2 separate regions of the Homo sapiens genome follow, and region 2 is linked to region 1. The links are chromatin loops, found by intact Hi-C in ENCODE. Cell type or tissue: PC-9. All regions are shown on one strand. Links, peaks and the distances in the headings refer to the core of each region. The heading gives the core; the rest is flanking DNA.

What was found. Peaks named below come from ENCODE experiments on the same cell type or tissue, not always from the same donor. Only the 100,000 strongest peaks of a DNase experiment are listed, where the experiment ranks them.
Region 2: it touches region 1 in a loop (2.0-fold over the local background); 1 of 110 quality-filtered maps calls a loop at or near these places.

The regions. Positions count from the first base shown.
Region 1 is chr5:145,528,544-145,534,333 of GRCh38, forward strand. It overlaps a transcript of PRELID2 not described here. Among named protein-coding and RNA genes, the nearest start is that of PRELID2, 300 kb to the right of the region's middle. In PC-9, for the core only: no CTCF peak of the experiment used is centred there; a DNase peak (open chromatin) is centred at 2,958; H3K27ac peaks cover 2,143 bases.
Region 2 is chr5:145,585,570-145,591,359 of GRCh38, forward strand. It overlaps a transcript of PRELID2 not described here. Among named protein-coding and RNA genes, the nearest start is that of PRELID2, 250 kb to the right of the region's middle. RefSeq lists an enhancer at 1,580-2,779. In PC-9, for the core only: no CTCF peak of the experiment used is centred there; a DNase peak (open chromatin) is centred at 2,252; H3K27ac peaks cover 1,384 bases.

The sequences.
Region 1 (5,790 bases), core at 262-5,261:
TACCTCTCATCTCAAGTTTTTATCACAGTGAAAGGGATTCTAATTCACTTACTTTTTGTAAGGCATACTGGTATACTTGACAAATAAAAGAGCCATAGACAATCAAAATGCCATTCTGCTTTGGGCCGTTTCACTTCATTCTAAACTACACACACACACACACACACACACACACACACACACAGAGAGAGAGAGAGAGAGAGAGAGAGTAAGTCACTCTCACTCACACACAAGAGAGACCAAAAGGGAAAATTAAATTTCCCCAGGTCTTTTCAAAAATCAGATGCATACCTCATCAATGTTTATTCAACTTCCCACTGTGCTGATTCTCAAGGAAGCAAATGATGTTTAATGGGAAAAAAGAGTAACTTAGAAGAATAAAAAATAAAGCTTACTATCAGGCTCTCCTCCATTCCCCAACTATATCCCTAATCTTTCTAGACATTTTACCCAACATCTCCCTCCGTTTTCCCTGCTAGGGCATATTAGCAGTAAGGTCCCACAGTTGGATTAATTGGATCAATGCTGAAGTTTTCATTTGCTACTTGAGTTTAACAAATTAATTTGGCATATAATGAAATATTGTGAAACAGTTTCAGAATGGATATTGCAAATACTGCCTTGTTCAATTACTGTCAAAATGCACATACAAGAAAAATATGAAAATCTGAACATATAATTGCAGACTTAATTACCGCTCTGTGCTAACCAAAGGCAATCATACTGAATTTGTCAAAGCATTTAAACTAGTTCTAAAGTCTTTCTCTAATTCCAAAGAAATGAGAACACATGAGCAAACACTAAACAGACAACTAACTCAGTCTTTCTCATTTTTCTTGGGTTGTTAAGACGGCATGAGAACAATCAGACCAGGATTTTTCAATGGGCCACAATTATGAATCTGTTATTACAACTTCATGGTTTATAAAGTACTTTAATGTACATTATCCCATTTGAATTATCTTGAGAATCGTGATTGTGTGTGAAATTTAACAATACTGTCACTTGTCCTCAGAGAATGACAATTCATTTATTTAAGGAATATTGACTGAGTGCCTACTATGTCTCACACTGTTCCAAGCACTAGGAAACAGCTGTGAACAAGACAATGTTCCTATTCTAATAAGGCTGACATTGTAGTGACAGATACAAACAGTAAACACACACAAACAACAAAAAAAAGCAAAATAATGTTAAGATACAAAATATGTGTCTGCTTTAGATTGGGTGTTCACTAAACGACTCTCTGACGAGATATTTGAGCATAAGCCCTGAAGTCTATGTTAGTATATCTGAGAAATGTCTGATCCCTACCTACTTAGTGCTGTCTTGATTAAACTATTAGCACGTTTTATGTAATAATCAAAATGCCTGAGATGACCATTTATTTCAATCTTCTTCCTGCTCATATTGTGACCAGAGCAAGTGCTTTATACAATGATCTGCTTTACTGAAAGCAGATCATTTGCACTAGAATATTGCTTTATGTCTCAGATAACTTCACATCTATTTTTCCTCTGATTTTCAGAAGAGGGTACTATTATCCCTGTTTTTCAGGTGAGAAAGCCGGGGCTTGCCGCAGATCATACAGCAAGTGAGTAACTCAAAATTCAAGACTACTGACTCCTAGTCCAATGCCCTCTCCAGAATACATTTACAGTAGATAGAGAACGCCATTCAATTTACTCAACAAGTATTAACATAAAATTGTTTCATTCATTGCCAGTTGATAGTGATTGCTCACGGTGAGAAAAATACAACTTTTGACCTTATGATGCTCCCAGTCACATTGGGATCACATTTAAATAATTCATTACAAACTCATGAGAAAAGTATAACACCTTGGAGAATCAGAGGAGGAGTTCCACAGGGGCATTGTTTAACCTGGGCCTTGAAGAATGAGTAGGAGTTTACCAAATAGAAAATAAGTCAAGAGGAGTTAGTCCAAAGGAAATTGGTCAAGTAGAGAGAGACAGGAAGGACGATGATGAGTAAGGAGAGCAGCAACCAGACTCTTGTGGCTGAGATGGAGAAGAAAGAATAAGGAGGGAGAGACAGGCCAAGACTCTGGTAACGAACGCAGGAACCGGTTGGCAATGGTACCAAACAGTAGGCTAAGAAATCAGGACTTTTTCTTGTCTGAAGTAGAGGTCACTGAAGCATTGAGAGCTAGTGAACAACAACACAATCACTAACTTAGAAAAAGCCTTCTGGAGGTAAAAATTGAGTGGAAGCTAGTCGTGGGTGGGGGCAGGAGAGCAGCTGTAATAGTCATAATTGCCCAAGGAGAAGCACAGACATCCTGAACTAGAACCATGCCATGTAAGTAGGCCGCTAATACTCCATCTTGAGTGGAGAAAAAATGGGAAGAGGAGAGAGCAAATATGTAGAAAGTCTTAGCTTTTTCAAAGTCCTCTCCAGGTCCTGGTATAGTTCAAAAGTTCTTTCATTTTGGTTTTGTTTTTTAATTGGAAGTAAATTCTTTGAAAGAAAAGTGAAGCCTTGGGCTTTAATTCTGCTGTTGTTTGAAAGTCTATATATATATATATTCAACCCCTGAGAGGGCTCTTTGATCTATCTCACTATATGGATGCTAGTCATTTGTTGCATGCCTCCATGGCAATAATACAATACATGCAGCCCGTGTGCATTGTCTGATCTTGTGTATATTGAGGAAGTGGGGGAAGGACACCTCTTGATTCCCCCCTTGAGTTGTTATGCTGTGTCTCTGGCCTTGACTGTTCTGACACAGACTAAAAAATCTTGTCCATTTCATTACTTTCTCTCCCCTAAAAGAGACTGTTTTGACAAGTGAGAGGTAATTGTTGTTTACTTCTGGCTAGTGTCAAAAGCTGTGTTTTGCTGGACACATGTGGCTGAGGCACTTCCTCCAAAGGGTGAAAGTTAAGAACTCTAACCTTGATAATTGAAGAAAAGGCTGGAAAACTGTTTGGCAAGTGGCCATCGTCTCACCCTTCACTGAAAGTATGATTCACCTCACAGGACTCCTCGCTCAGCTTAGGCCAGGAGAACAGGAAAGACAAGGAATCTGGAAGGCCCATTGCTCGTTAAAATGTGCAGCCTCTGCAGACTGTGCATCGGCAAGGCCATTTCCCCAGGCTCTGCAAGGCCTCTCTGCTGGGTTTGAATGTACAGATTCCTTGCTCTCATGCAGAGAAGGATCATCAGGACCTAGATCCACAAACATTTTATCTAGGCATAGAATAAGTGTAAATACCTGCCCCAACCTGCTAACCAATATCTACTGTCCTGTTTCTACCATTAAATCATTTATACTATTAAGAAAAATAGCTAATCCACAAAGAACCTTGATTCAAATCCTAGCTCTGTCACTTGCTAGCCATGTAGACTTGAGAAAGTTATTTCGTGTCTTTAAGTTGGTTTGCTCCTAAGTAAAATGGTGATACTAATAGAAACTATCACACAGGAGTGTTGTAGAAATTAGATGACAAAATATATGCAAAGCAGTATAATGTCTGGCTTGTAGTAACAGCTCAATAAATGTCCGTTGGCATGATTATCATTATCATCGTCATCATCATTTTCCTTCTCTGTCTTGCCTTACGTCTCTAATGCGGTGGTTAAAAGCATGAGTTTTGAAGTGAGAAGGACAAGTATTCTAATCCCACCCAGACCATTCATTAGGTGTGTGATTAACTCTTCTTCATCACCAAATAGAGATATGAATAACAATACTTACTCATAGGGCTTGGAAAAGTATTAAATAAGATCATCGATGTAAGACTCTTTTTTCTTTTTTTCTCCCCAGTTTTATTGGGTACAATTGACACAAAAATTGTACATATTTAGAGTGTACAATGTGATCCTTTAGTAAACATATACGTTGTAGAATGACTATATCAAGCTCATTAACAAATCAATTACCTCACATCCTTATCATTTTCTGTGATGAGAACATTTACAATCTGCTCTTAGTGACTGTCAAGTATACAAAAACTTAACTATAGTGACCTTGTTGTACAATAGATCTGCAGAATGTATTCCTCCTGTCTAACTGAAACTTTCTACCATTTAACCAATCTCTTCCCATTCCCCATCCTGCCCCCAGCCCCTGGTAACCACTATTCTACTCTCTGCTTCTACAAGTTTGAATTTTTTTAGATTCCACATACAAGTGAGATCGTGTAGTATTTGTCTTTCTGTGCCTGGCTCATTTCACTAAGCATAATTTCCTCTGGGTTAATCCATATTGTTGCAAATGACAGGATTTTCTTCTGTTTATAGACTGAAGAGTATTCCATTGTGTATATATGACATTTTCTTTATCCATTCACCTGTCGATGCACACTTGGGTTGATTACATATCTTGGCTACTTTGAATAATGGTGCATTAAACATAGAATTGCAGATGTCTCTTCAACATACTGATTTCATTTCTTCTGAATAAACACCCAGAAATGGGATTTCTAGGTCATATGGTAATTCTATATTTAATTGTTTGAGAGACCTCCATGCTGGTTTTCATAACAGCTGTACTGTTAGAATGGCTCTTAGAATGGGTCTTGACCACATGGTTCACACTAAATATATGTTATTACTATTATCCTTATCACCACTATTTCCAACAACACCCCAACTTAAGTGCCAATACACCAGTGACATGTATAAAATGTGGGAATGGGACAATGTAAAAGGCATCACTCCTATTTTCCTCTGTTCCTAATGACTTGGGGAGATCTGGGGCTGATGGGGAGTTCTATTTCTCAGTCCCGATGCTAGCACCAAAACAGTATAGACAGAAGGAGACTTTATACCGTACATTTAGGTTCAATATCTTGAACTCAAATGAAAGAACCCCACATAATAATTGGGATAGCATGAAAGAAAATATCAAAGTTATTGTTGCTGTTTTCTCTAGTATTCTGAATACTAAAAATCAAGGTGGAATAACTCTCTTTGAGCAGACCAAAAATAGACACTTTACTGGGTATTACATGCTTTGCTCAATGTTTTGTGTGCATTATCTCATTTATTCCTCACCATAGCTCTAAGAGTAACACACAATTGTTAGTCCCATGTGTGACTGGAGCTTACAGGGATTAGTGACTTATCTAAGTTTTCCCAGTTGCAGGAAGCAGAGCCAGCATATATATTTCCCTCTTAAATACTGTATTCCCTCTTTTTGATATGTTTGTTCAAGTTACATATTATCAATAACATAGTGACAGATTCAGTCAGTCATGCCTCCTGAAATTCTGTAGTTAGGATTCCAAATATTTGTATATTGGACAGTATCTGAGCAGCCTATTGCTAGTCAAAGCAAGAATTCAGGTGACCAACTGATTGGATGTTTCTCTTTTCATTTACATGTCTTAGATGCACAAAAATCTTTCAGATTGCCTTGTAGAGGCTGTCAGCTGGTAAACTTATCAGCCACAGAAGTATCAGTGATAGAAGTTGAAATTGGTGGATTATATGACTGAGGAGATTCTATATTAGATAGGAATTTGGACTCCAATTTTTATTTCCCTTCTAATAGATAAAAGTCTTTATTGTAGTAAAAGGAAATGGCAAATTTCATGGTCATGAACAAAGTTATATAGTTAGAAAACAAGTGGTCCCTATTTAGGTCCTTTGACCCATCCACAATTACTCTCAGGTGATAAGACTTCACTAAACAAGCTTACACTCAAGACAGGAACAGGCAAGCATTTTTTATATTGTGTTCTACGGTGCACAAGTATCTTTTCTTCAACAGTGTTTCTTGAGTGTTATTGTGTTTCTTGAGAAACACAGGAAATGTGTATT
Region 2 (5,790 bases), core at 334-5,333, 57 kb after region 1:
TAATAATCGTCCATACCTCACAGGGTTATTTTGATACTTAAATGATAGTCATCTTAAAGTGCTTGGCCTAATGCCAAGCACATACTAAACAATAAACGAAGTCTACTATTAACTAAAAACAGGTTAACCAAGTCTGCAAAGGGACCTTTTTTTAATAGAGTGAGCAAAAGTAATGACTATAACAATGTCTCCCCTGCTTATTTGCATTCTAGTATACTTTCTTCAGTGGGACAGAATGGGGTGGGGTGTCAGCCTGGGGGCCAGAGATACCGAAAAGCCTTGGCACACCCATGAGAACAGAGTACACCACATGTGTGGACCCCTCCTCTTTGGTATCATCACAGATGAAAGACTGTGAGTCCATGAATCACTGCTGTAGATCATGCCATAAATCCGTGCTCTTGAAACCTAGAGAAATCCCTGGATCATCCAGAGATTTCGAGTCTATTGTTCCAGGCTCTTAATAACCCTTTCTTAGAACTGTGAAGCAAGTGAAAGAAAACTGAGAGTTGATCCACAAAAGCAGATTTCTTATAAGAAAAAGTCATATTGAAAAAATGCAGGGGACAGAAGGGCAGACAGAAGCCAAATTGACAGTGCTCACCCTGTGTCCTCCCCTTTCCTCCCACGAATTCCCCTGCCAGAAATGCCCTTTATTGCTGTACTTTGCATTTCCACACCCATTATCTCTACTTATATAAGTCCTAATTTCTGCATAAAACTTCTCCCATCAGTGCAGTTCACAATAACCTGTCCTTCCCTAACAACTCAATATTCATTAATAACATAAAGGCCAGGTGCAGTGGCTCACACATGTAATCCTAGCAATTTGGGAGGCTGAGGCAGGTGGATCGCCTGAGATCAGGAGTTCACAACCAGCCTGGGCAATACAGTGAGATCCCAACCCTAAAAAAGAAAAATTAATAACATTGCTTAAGTGCCCTTCTCAGTACCTAACACATAGTTTTATAACTGCTGCTAACTTATTAGCTGTCAGCTTGTTTTAATCACATACCAGCTCATTTTGTTATTTATTCCCTTATTCCCTCAATAAGAACATAAGCTCCTATGGGCATAGACTCATGCTTCTCTTCCACCCCACAGAAGTCCCCATATATCCGACATCTCTGAGCATGAGGTAGGTCAGACTCGCTAGATTTTAGAAAAGGAAAGTTTGAGATTATTAAATCCAACCTCCTAATAGTACTGATGAGAAATCTCAGGCCCAGAGAACTTACATAACTTGTTTGAGTTCAAATATATAGATGGTTATAAAGCCAGGATTATAACTATGACCTTTAGACCCATTATCCAGTGTTTCTCAACAATTCTTGTTATCCCTAATTCCAAGGAAAGGAAATATGACAAAGAAAGAGACAGGGGAGGAACTAAATATAAAATATACACACACGCACACACACAATTCAGTGAAACTAATTGGTTATTGTAAAGGCCAAATATGCCAAGAGTCTATCTGGCCTGCTATCAGACTAATGTTGTGAATGACTGCTGAATTATTACCCACAACTGGGTAATTGTGGCCAATGAAATGAAGATACAGCATCAAGCCAGGGAACATCTGGAAAACATATAGATCAAGCCTTATCACCATTCATTATCACCAATTCGTGGCTGGCTAAACTTGGCCACTCCCAGATGCCATGGAGTTGGGAAAAAAGTGTGAAAAAGTATCCTATTTGGTGTGTGATATTTCTGTAAAAACAGTCCTCGAGCTTGGAGAATGCAGAGACTTACGTTATCCTTTGTGGCAAAGCAGTTTACTTCTAGCCTTCGGGCCCGGGTGGCTGGGATGTTTTATACATCAGCAAGCATTAGAAAGATGCCGATGTCGAATTGACTTTCTCCTCTTCATGCATCTTCAGTTAACATCTGCTGACAGGGCATATACCCATGAAAACAGAGTCATAAAATTCAGCTCTAACTTTGCAGGAGATACTAAAATATATCTTTGGGGGCAATAGAGAACCTAGTCCTAATGATGTTTACATAGGAGCATAAATAGTAAAATTTGGCTTTTCTATCGCACTTTGAGAAAGCATAATACTTCATACTCAATTTTATTAGCTATTCCTTGTGGGCTTCCATTACATTATAATAAGGTACACCAAGCAAACTTTACAAACAGCCCAATCATGTCCTCCTTATTCAGCTGCAACCAAACTGTAAAATATCATTTCTATTTCCTTGATTCACTGGTATTTGACTCAGATTTTCCCTGGATGACTCAGCTACTCCCAGGCTGAAAACAAGCTTTGAAGATAACTTTTTTCAGGCCACTGGGGTACCTCTGAGTAACTTACTTTGAAGTATGATAGCAAATGAGTAAGAAGGAAAATTTCATTTCTGCCATTCTGGCAGCCACCACTTAGAAAGAGGGAGTAGAAATTTCTTAATTGATCATTTTTGCCTGCTTACTAGGATTTAGGTACAAGAAGCCTCATGCTGCCAGATGAAGCAAGAGGAAAATTCCATTTCCCTTCCAGCAGCCCCACTGATGTTTAATACTGTTTCATTCGTTTAGAACTACTCCCCTAACGAACATCACTGTCATCAACATCATCATTTCCATTTCTACCATTTATGGTATGCTCAGATATTCTAGGCACTATCTTATTTATGCTATAGTATATTTATCCTATACATAGATATTTTTCTTATGATACAAGTAAGGACACCAAAGCTTAGAGACTGGAAACCATCCAGACTGTTCACGTTGCCCTAATTCCTCCTGAGCAGCACATCTCCCTGCAGGCTCCTACTCAGCAAAGAACGCCATATGCCAAAAGCCCTACCTTTCCTTTCCCATAAAGAAAACTCCTATTCCCTCAAGTGTAATCAATCTGACTGCTTTTGTCCCAAATCGTACTTAAGTATGAATGAATGAATAGACCTGTAATCCACCCAGAGATTATTGTTCTTATATTCATACTCACATCTATATGTAGAAGACTATTGTCCCAAATTAATTTTTAACTCTTAGAATTTTAAGTAGTACAATAAGGTGGCATTAAGATAATTGAGAGAGGGTGCACATGTGTCAAAAATGAACTGACTTGGCAGGTCAGTCCTACCTCATGCTCTCCTGAAGCATTTACCCTTGCTCACAATTACACTCATGCCTTTGCCCAATCTGAGACGCCTGGATTCTCTCAAAAATAGTGATGATGATCCCTTCCCATCCTCCCTTGGAAGGCAGCACCAGCAGCAGCCAGGTTCAGAAAGGAAGTGAAGCCCTGCAATGACTGTTTAAAATCCACACACTGTGTTTTAGGGTATGCTTTTTATTGGTAAAAAAAAAAAAAATCGTCATTTTCTCCTGATTATAGGAGTGATATATGTTAGTAGTAAAGCATTCAGAAACTAGAGAAGATAAATAAGAAAATAAGTATCTATAATCTTACCTCTAGTTTATTACCACCTCAACTGTTTGTTGTATTTTCTTCCAGAAAGAGGGAGAAAGAGAAAGCTAGTGGCTGGCTATATAAATAAAATGTAGCAATTTTTTTGCACAAAATACCTACTGCACAAACAGTTTAAAATTCTCTGTGTGCCTAACCTTAATTTTCAATGGGTGCATAACTGTATTTTTGCATCATCCTTCCCTTACTGTTGAGCATTAGGTTATTACTCATGTTTTACTTTTATAAACCAGGCTCTGGTAAATGTCCTTGCATTCAAATCTTTATTCACATCTCTGATTACTCACGTTAGAAAGGCTCTTACATGTTCAATTACTCTACACAAGGTGAATTTTAATTTTAATACTTTTGATATACATTCCCAAAAAGTAAAGGTTAATGGTTAAAAGAGTGTAATTTACATGAAAACTATCTGAACATGTCCATACCACCACACTCTCGGTAGAATTGAATATCATCATTTTTTTTCTTTGCCATCATAACAGGCATAAGTCACATCACTTTCTTTGTTTTCAATAAACTATATTTTATTTCTAGTAAGGCTGAATTTTTTTTCATAAGTTCAGAAGGTTTTTGCATTTATTCTTATGTGAATTACCCATTTATGTCTTTTGTTATTTCATTAATTGTAGCCTCAGTGCTTTTCTGGCCTCATTGATTAGCTTTATATGCATTGCCACATTTATTGAAGACATTTTTCTAACTGTTTTCTTTTGTGATTTCTTATACTGATTTCATGTTTAGAAAATTCTTTCCTACACTAAACTCATATACATATTTTTCCATGTTTCCTTCTAGTATTTTATGGTTTGGGTTTTTATGTTAAGTTTGTAAATCCACTTGTAATTTATTTTGTTGTATGGTTTGATGTAAGAATATTATGTTTTTGCACAAACAACAAATGCATCCAACACCACTTTTTGAATAGCCCATCAGCTCCTCATTGGCTTGAGATGATGCATTCTTTAATATGCATGATATTCTTATATGTACTACATATGAATTATGTACTAGGATTACGAAGGGAGTATGAATTGCACTTACCAGACCTCCAAATTCCTACATATTCTCTGCTTATCTTTCCAACTTTACCTCCTTTCTCCCTACATTTAGAGCTCACTGGCTTTTTCTTATTCTTAAAAACTAAGCTATTTCTAGCCCCAGTGCTTTCACCAGAGTTTGTTCCTTCTTTCTGGTCTGGTCCTCCCCCAGATTATTGGATGGTTCCTTTGTCTCATTCTGGTGTCTGTTCTAAAATCCACTTCTGTGAGAGGTCTTTTCTGATCACCCAAATGAGAAATATCCCTTAGATACTCAAGTGTTCTCTGTTCTTTCATGAATTTTATTATCTTCATAGCATTTATTACAATCTAACATTTCCTTATTATTTATGTATGTGTTTGCTTATTTATTTATTTATTGTTTATCTCTCCCACTAATATGTAGGCTCAACAAGAGGAACCTTGGGACCTTGACTGTCTTGTTCAGCATTATAAATATTCTCTGAGCCTAGAACATGCCTGAAACATGGCAGATAACCAACAATCATCTACTACAATAATAAAGAATTTTAGGAATTTCATCAATATGTCAATTTATACTTGTATTAGTACCAGTCTTACTAAATTGTTACAAATCTAAAATGCATCTTAGTATTTGGGGGCAAATTCTCCTCATCCTATTTCTTTTCAAACTTACCTTTGTCTATTAGTCCAGATAATATCTAGAATCAGTTTGTCAGATTATCTGTCTCACATATACTCCATTTTATGTCCCATCCCGAGGAAAACTCTGGCCCCCAGAGTTTGCCTATGCCCCCCACTGACATTAATTAAAACCCATGAATACAGTAAGATAGAATGGACACTGTCTAGACTCATGGGAATATTGAATTGTTCAGTATTTTCATAAGACCACCTGATGCCCAAACTCAAGGAAACGCATGGATTCTTCAATCTGAAAAGATTAACTTGCTTCCTTACCAAATAAGAATTTAAGTTCCTTGGCTAGGCATGGTGGCTCATGCCTGTAATCCCAGCACTTCAGGAGGCTGAGGTAGGAGGATTGCTTGAGCCCAGGAGTTCAAGAACAGCCTTTGCAACATGGCGAGACCCTGTCTCTACAAAACATAAAAATATTAGCTGGGCATGGTAGCGCATGCCTGGGGTCCCAGCTACTCAAGAGACTGAGGTAGGAGGACTGCTTGAGCCCTGGAGGTTGGGACTACAGTGAGTCATGTTTATGCCACTGCACTCCAGCCTGAGTGATAGAGCGAGACTGTGTCTCAAAAAAAAAAAAAAAATTGAGACCCACATTGATTTGGCCATAACATCACATTGAGCACTGGCTT